Linked DNA regions of Homo sapiens: region 1 is linked to region 2. A link is a contact called in ENCODE Hi-C or POLR2A ChIA-PET data. All regions are on one chromosome and are shown on one strand. The core of a region is the stretch at or near the end of the contact, and the rest is flanking DNA. Distances in the headings are between cores, read along the strand shown. Region 1 has its middle 75 kb from the start of LINC01500. Region 2 has its middle 22 kb from the start of DACT1.

The links. Hi-C counts contacts between places; a loop is a spot of excess contacts on that map. ChIA-PET counts read pairs that join two places held with the same protein, here RNA polymerase II (POLR2A). Pooled maps may share reads with other maps.
Region 1: a loop to region 2 is called in a map of left cardiac atrium, with 1.9 times the contacts of the local background. The contact joins two enhancer-like sites. A Hi-C loop is called at or near these places in 1 of 168 maps with a recorded cell type or tissue (left cardiac atrium) and 4 of 50 pooled maps. POLR2A ChIA-PET finds 5 or more read pairs at or near these places in 3 of 52 experiments (A673, WTC11 and activated T-cell).

The regions. Positions count from the first base shown.
Region 1 is chr14:58,751,073-58,754,705 of GRCh38, forward strand. No RefSeq gene overlaps it. Among named protein-coding and RNA genes, the nearest start is that of LINC01500, 75 kb to the right of the region's middle. RefSeq lists enhancers at 930-1,652, 1,699-1,993. Within about 2 kb of position 1,864, at least 22 of the 41 ENCODE cell types and tissues checked have a DNase peak (open chromatin) inside an H3K27ac peak, as active enhancers do.
Region 2 is chr14:58,657,820-58,661,292 of GRCh38, forward strand. No RefSeq gene overlaps it. Among named protein-coding and RNA genes, the nearest start is that of DACT1, 22 kb to the left of the region's middle. Within about 2 kb of position 2,117, at least 4 of the 41 ENCODE cell types and tissues checked have a DNase peak (open chromatin) inside an H3K27ac peak, as active enhancers do.

The DNA of each region.
Region 1 (3,633 bases), core at 614-3,113, 93 kb after region 2:
TTGGGGCAGCACTGACGCTCCAGCCCCCTGCTGCCTTGGCTGCCTCTGGACTTTGGGCACTGGTAAGCATGGGAGGGAGCCTGAGTGGGGGCTAAGGGCGGCTCTGCATGGGCCTTTAGGTGTCCCTCAGCATGAATAGCCTGGGTGACAGCAGGAGGCAGACAGGCTCCTGGGTGGAAAGGAGTGGGTCCCTAGTGAAGCTCTACCTTCGAGCTGGGGAAGGCCTGAAGCCTGACGGCCAGGCTGCCGGCCCCACAGACCAGAGTGGGAACTTACGGTACTTTTTCCAGGCCCACCCATGGCCACCCACGGACCAATCAGTAGGCACTTCTTCCTCTCTGAAGTCCATAAAAACCCCAGACTCAGACAGACTCAAGGAGATGACAGGACAACCTGCCTGCAGAGAGGAGCTCCCCACTCCAGGGTCTCCTCTCTGTTGAGAACTGAACACTCATCGGGACGCCCTGCCTGTGGAGAGGAGCTACCCAATGCAGGTCTCCTCTGAGCTGTTCTGTCACTCAATAAAGCTCCTCTTTGCCTTGCTAACTGTCCACTTTTCCCTGTACCTCATTCTTCCTGGATGCAGGACAATAACTCAGGACTCACTGAATGGTGGGGCTGAAAGAGCTGTAACACAAACAAGGCTGAAACACACCCCTTGCTCACCACACTGTGGGTGACAAGGAGAGAAGAGAGAAGGAGAGAAGAGTTGCGGCCCTTCAGGGAGCCCAGACCTAGGATCTCCCCCAGCCAGGGCTGTGACACCCTCTTTGGGGCTCTGCGGTTCCTGGTGTCTTCAAGCTTCTGAGCACCACTGGATTCCCCAGTGCCAGCTATGGAAGCTGCTTATGGTACACCTGGGCTGGCACCTGGAGCTGTCTGCCCCACCCACCACCAGCATGCCTGGCTGTGCACAGTGGCCGGACCCCATGCTTGCTCACTCATATACCCCTTACCGCTCCACTCGCTCTTGGCAGGTATGAGATCCAGGCCAGTAGAGCGAGCTGAGTGCAGCCTGCCAGGCTAAGTGGGCAGTACAAGCCCAGCAGGCCTGAGGAAAACTTGGGCAAAGGTGCCATTGGCCCTGTGGCTTTCAGCTGGACAAGCAACACCTCAAGAATCCCGTGACATTACTATAGTGGCCATTTGACAGATGAGGAAACCATGGCTCAGAAAAGTTAAGTACCTTGCCCGAAGTTACCTATTTGGATAGAGAAGGAGGTATATTAACCTCAACTGAAAGCCTGGCTTGGCTAAGGTCCCTCTGAATGGCTTGCTGTTATTAGAATTAGCGGGAACGGGGGCCTAGTACTAGCTGATGGAGAAGAGGCTCATACTAAACTGAGGATCCTTTGAGCTACAAAAAGCTGGGCACGTGAGCTATAGTCATTGCCATTGGCAGCTGGAGTCCATCCCGATCCCAAGGCTGGGACTCAAGCCACAAATGACCTGCTTCAAAGTATTTCTTAATTCAAATTAGGAATACTTTCATTCAGTCCATAAACAAGTCCATTAAATTATGAGTGTGGCTGTTCCATCTAAACAATCAGAAGTAATGCCTCTCACACTAAAGCACCTACTGCATTTTGAGGAATGAAAAATTTGCCTCTTAGCTAAATATATGACAGAATGTGATGTTTTAATGAAAACCTTGGTACAATTATTGTGAATCCAGTCCTTATCCTGAGCTCAGAATATGGCCCAAACTCTTTTCGGTTCTATTCATACTTTCAGCTAAGTGTCAGGATTCAGGGCATGCCCATAGCAAAGGCTGGGCTCAGTCACAGCAACAATAGAAAACGCAGTTCCAAGCAAAAGGCAGGAGCAGGCGTGTTGCTGGCAGACAGCCGACTTGGCAGGCAGTGGCGGGGCACCTTCCGGGAACTTTGCTCAACAGTCCAAGTGACCCCGAGAGTCCTATGAGAGAAGCTCAGAAAATCAGAAGCAGAGGGTCACATTTGATCAGTCCACAGTGTCTTCTGAGGAAAGGCCATCACATGTTTTACGGGGAGGCTGGCACCCATGTTACCAGTTCCTGTTTTTCTGTTAAATGTTACTGTTTAACAGAATAACCTTCCTGGTGCTGACTTGACCGACAAAAATAAATTTAAGGAGATATTAAACTGTTGAGAGTCAAGTGTAGAAGAGGAAGGGGAAATTCTTACAACCAATTGCAACTATGTATCCGAAAGCAAGGGGGCCAGAAGCTTTGTATTTTAATTGCAAATTTAAAAATTCCCAATCTTGTGATTTTCTTCCAAAGCAGTTGTTACTCAGCTCCTAACACTTCTCGTATTCTACACGTCTTTAATCACTCTTTTCACTTTTGCCTCAGGGAAGCAATATCCAATTTACGAACATGTTTTTTTCTAAAAGATTATTTGTAAACTGGTTATTGGGAACTAAAAATACATTTTTCCATAGAAGTTATAACGTTGTAAATAGCAGTTAAAATCTCAACAGACTCTTCATACAGTAAAACTCATTAATAATAATATACAGCTATTACTATAAGGAAGTGAGTTCCTCATTCTAATTCTAAATTGAGCCTCTACCTAATCAATTAACTCCTGTGGGCTCATGATTGTTCTAATCAAAAATAAGAGAACAGGCCAGGCATGATGGCTGATGCCTATAGTCTCAGTGCTTTGGGAGGCTGAGATGAGAGGATTGCTTGAAGCCAGAAGTTCGAGACCAGCCTGAACAATACCGTGAGACCCTATCTCTACAAACAATAAAAATTATCTGGGTGTGGTGGCATATATTTGTAGTACTAGATACTTGAGAGACTGAAGAAGGAGGACCCCTTGAGCCCAGGAGTTTAAGGCTGCAGTGAGCTATGGTTGTGTCACTGCACTCCAAACAGAGGAAGGTCCTGTCTCTAATAACAATAATAAAAATAGAACTATTCAAATCAAGAAATATCAAGTGTTTGTGTGGAATGCAACTTAAGCTCAATATTATAATGTCACACAGAATGGCATGAAGGCAATTAGGCCAGGGTCCGGGGGCGAGGGTGACTTCAGCTAGGCTTTGAAGAATGATTCAGATTTGAATTGGTGGAGGAAAAAGGGAAGATCATTTCAGGCAAAATGAGTAAAAATATGGAAATAGGAAGAATCCTGGATGGAAAATGAGATGTGGTAATGGGGATATGCTGGAGAAACTAAAGCTTTGTATGGAGAGTAGAACAGCCTTGGGACAGCTGAGCATTTGGACTGCCTCAAATGAGGAATTTGGAATTTAAAGAAAGAAGGTGTTTAATAAATATTTGTTGAATGAATGAAAGGATGTCTTATTTATATTATACTTTGGTTCCTAGCCTTCTCTCCCCCTGATTTATTTTATCTCACTGTCTTCTCCTATTTCTTTCTTCTCAGGCCTCTTGAACCTTCTAGTTGTTTTTTTCCCAGCATATATAAAACTTTCTCCATCTTCCTACACAAGTGAGCAGGAGCATTTCCATGATTCTTAATTAAATCCAGTAGTTTTTGGAAATCCTGCTAAGGAGGCGTTACATCTCCATTTGCTGGCTCTTCATTCCTATTACAGGCCTCCTCCTCTCCCCACTGTGAGCCTGGGAGGGAGTGCACATGGGCGTCTTCAAGGTTTCTAAGTAGGCTGCTCAGCAGT
Region 2 (3,473 bases), core at 867-3,366:
TTGCAAGAGCAACTTTTTCCCATGATATTTTCTTTTAAAATTTATATTCCTTACTTAAGAAGAGGTTGTTCCCACATTTTTGGCATTATAGTAGGTTCTGGCATTTTAATTTGAACATGGTACCTAGACAGAACCAGGAAATGCAAAGATCTAAATTTTTAAGACTAAGGGGAACTTTTATTTTTCAACTGAAAATAACCTTTTGTTATTACAAACACAGTATATGTGTATTGCAGAAAGTAAAAATAACATAAATAAGCCATATATATATATAATGTAAGCAAGAATATAAACTCCTTTTTATTTTCCAGGGATGATTCCTGCCACCTCTTTACTGTCTGTTCTCCCATATCTCTTTCCAATTATGCATATATGTATTTTTTCTGAGAATAAGGTCACACTTCACTAGCTATTTTGCCACTTGCTTTTTTTTTTCTTTTTTTTTTTGAGACAGAGTCTTGCTCTGTCCCCCAGGCTGGAGTACAGTGGTGCGATCTTGGCTTACTGCAACCTCCACCTCCCGGGGTTCAAGCGATTCTCCTGCCTCTGCCTCCCGAGTAGCTGGGACTACAGGTGTACGCCAACACATCCAGCTAATTTTTGTATTTTTAGTGGAGATGGGGTTTCACCATGTTGGCCAGGCTGGTCTTGAATGCCTGACCCCAAATGATCCACCCACCTCGGCCTCCCAAAGTGCTGGGATTACAGGTGTGAGCCACCGTGCCCGAATTTTGCCACTTGCTTTTTAAAGTTAAGAATATCTGCTATTTAAATGCATTTTGTCTTATCTAATATCCAGTCTATGATCACATTTTTCCCAATTGTTTAGAGGAGCTTTTAGAAACAAATTTAATATTCTAAATTAAAAAAATTCATCCAAAAATTAAATATCAAGCTTTGATAACTAAGGATGTTATTTTAAATATTCACTTGATTTGATTTGGGGATTTATTTCATGGGAGGTCTTTGGAAGGCCTAAAAGTTGGTATTGATAATCCCATGGTCAATCTGTCACATAGATTGATTCTGATCATGGCTGTAGAGTTACCAAAATTACAAATGAACTGCCTGGGTTCTGGTGAATCCAGGGACTGAAAGGAGACATTCTGTCAGTAAGTTTCTAATAGAAATGAAAAAATATATGAGAGGAAGGTAATAATATTTGTATTTGTAGCATTTTACTTTCTTTCGAATACCTCATACCTCATGCAACATGTGAATAGGGTTCACCTTGGGAGCAAGTTAGGACCTTTGGAAAGGGCCTAGGTACTTGCTGGCCATTAGAGTGGATCCCATAAATGAGTTTTGAGTTTTGTCCTCCAAATAATATCCCATGTTAGCCAAGAGTTACAATTCTTCCAAAAGAGCCACAACTAGTTAAAGAGAAAGATTCTTTTTCCAGTAACTCATCAATTGACATTTAGAGGAAAGGATTTAGGAGGCTAAAAATATGGCTCATTGCCTAAGACACACAAATTTCACTCTTAAGAAACAAATTTCTGGAAAAGCGGTACTATTAGATTCAGATAAATGTACCTAATTTTCCTTTTGCCTCCCTACTTAAGTTTTTAAATATAAAAGTAATCTAAACCTATACATTACATAAAATTTAACAAATATACAGAAAAGGCAAATCACCATTTACTTTCCTAATCAAACAATCATTAGCATTTTGCTATGGTTCCTCTAAGTATTTTTTTCTATGCATATGCCATAGTTACTATCTCATATATATATATGAGATTTATATATTTATACATATATGCTTACACATAAGTACATACCATATGTCCATATGTATGTACATATATGTAAGCATATATGTACACTTACTTATACATACACATAATTCCTTATATATGTCACATGTACTACATATACATAAACATATATGCTTGCATTAGTCAAGGATTTTCTTAGATTACTATAGTCTTTCTAATCAGTATTTTGTAGTTGTTACATCCTATTTTATTGCAGTATTCAATTATTTATCCATTCCCCTCTCGATGGAAATTTTTCTTGTTTCTATTTAGGACCCAGTGTCTACTGGCCCACCCACTGACTGGGACTGAGATGCTCCGCGGAGGCTTCTTCCTTCTCTTCCCCACCCATTCTCAGGGCATATCTCCAGGATCCACATTCTGGAACATTCCCTTGGGGGGCCTGATCTCAGGGGTCAAGCTTTGTTTTGGCTCTCTTGCTTGGCCCTACCCCGATGTACTTGACATCTTGAACTTTTTCTTCTTGTAAGTCTGCCTTGCCAGGAATTTGGACTTAAAATCTCCTTTCTTCTCCGCTTCTTTCCAATCCTGTCTGCCTCTTCCCGGCTAGTCCTGGGTTTATAGATCTGTGCTTGAGCCAGAGTGCTAGGCCTTAGCTCACCATTGGACGGAAGGAAAAGGTCACTAAATCTCTAGTTTCTGCCTATAAATAACACTGGGATGAACTTTTTTGGTTAAGATTTCCCCCCCATATTAAGGATTATTTTCTTAGAATAGAATCCCAGAAATGGAACTACTGAATGTGATTATTTTTAAGACTGTTAATATTTATTGTTGAATGAATGTAGCTAATATTTATTAACCTTTTCTGAGACATTATCTCATTTAATTCTCACAACAGTCCTATACACGTTCCTATTATGGATAAGGAAATAGAGGGCTGGACATGGTAGCTAACGTGTGTAATCCCAGCACTTTGGGAGGCAAAGGTGGGAGGATTGCTTGAGTCCAGGAGTTCAAGACACCATTCTGGGCAACATAGAGAGACATAAATAAATAAATAAATAAATAAATAAATAAATAATTAGCCAGGTGTGGTGGTGCAAACCTGTGGTCCTGGCAACCGAGGAGGCTGAGGTGGGAGGATTGCTTGGGCCCAGGAGGTCAAGGCTGCAGTGAGCCATGATCATGTCACTGTACTTCAACCTAAGTGACAGAGTGGGACCCTGCCTCAAAAAAAAAAAAAAAAGAAAGAAATAGAAAAATGGGGGTTTGTGTAACACTACAATTCATTATTTTGGGCTGTCATCATTTTTCATTATATTTTAAAAGGTATCAATAGAACTTTGTTAATGTGTTTATTTTTGGGGGGCAGAGTGTATGGTAATGGAAGTTTGGTTAAATAATTTTCTTTCTTTTAAAAAACAGTTGTGATTCTTTTTTTGAGCATTAGTCATACAAAGATTTTCAGATTTTTTTTTTTTTTTTTTTTTTTTTTTTTTTTTTTTTTTTTGAGATGGAGTCTCACTCTCTTGCCCAGGCTGGAGTGCAGTGGTGCGATCTTGGCTCACCACAACCTGCACCTCCTAGGATCAAGCCATTCTCCTGCCTCAGCTTCCCGAGTACTACAGGGACTACAGGTGCGTGCCACTATGCCTGGCTAATTTTTGTATTTTTATTTATTTATTTATTTATTTTTTGAGATGGAGTCTCACTCTGTTGCCCAGGCTGGAGTGCAGTGGCGTGACCTCG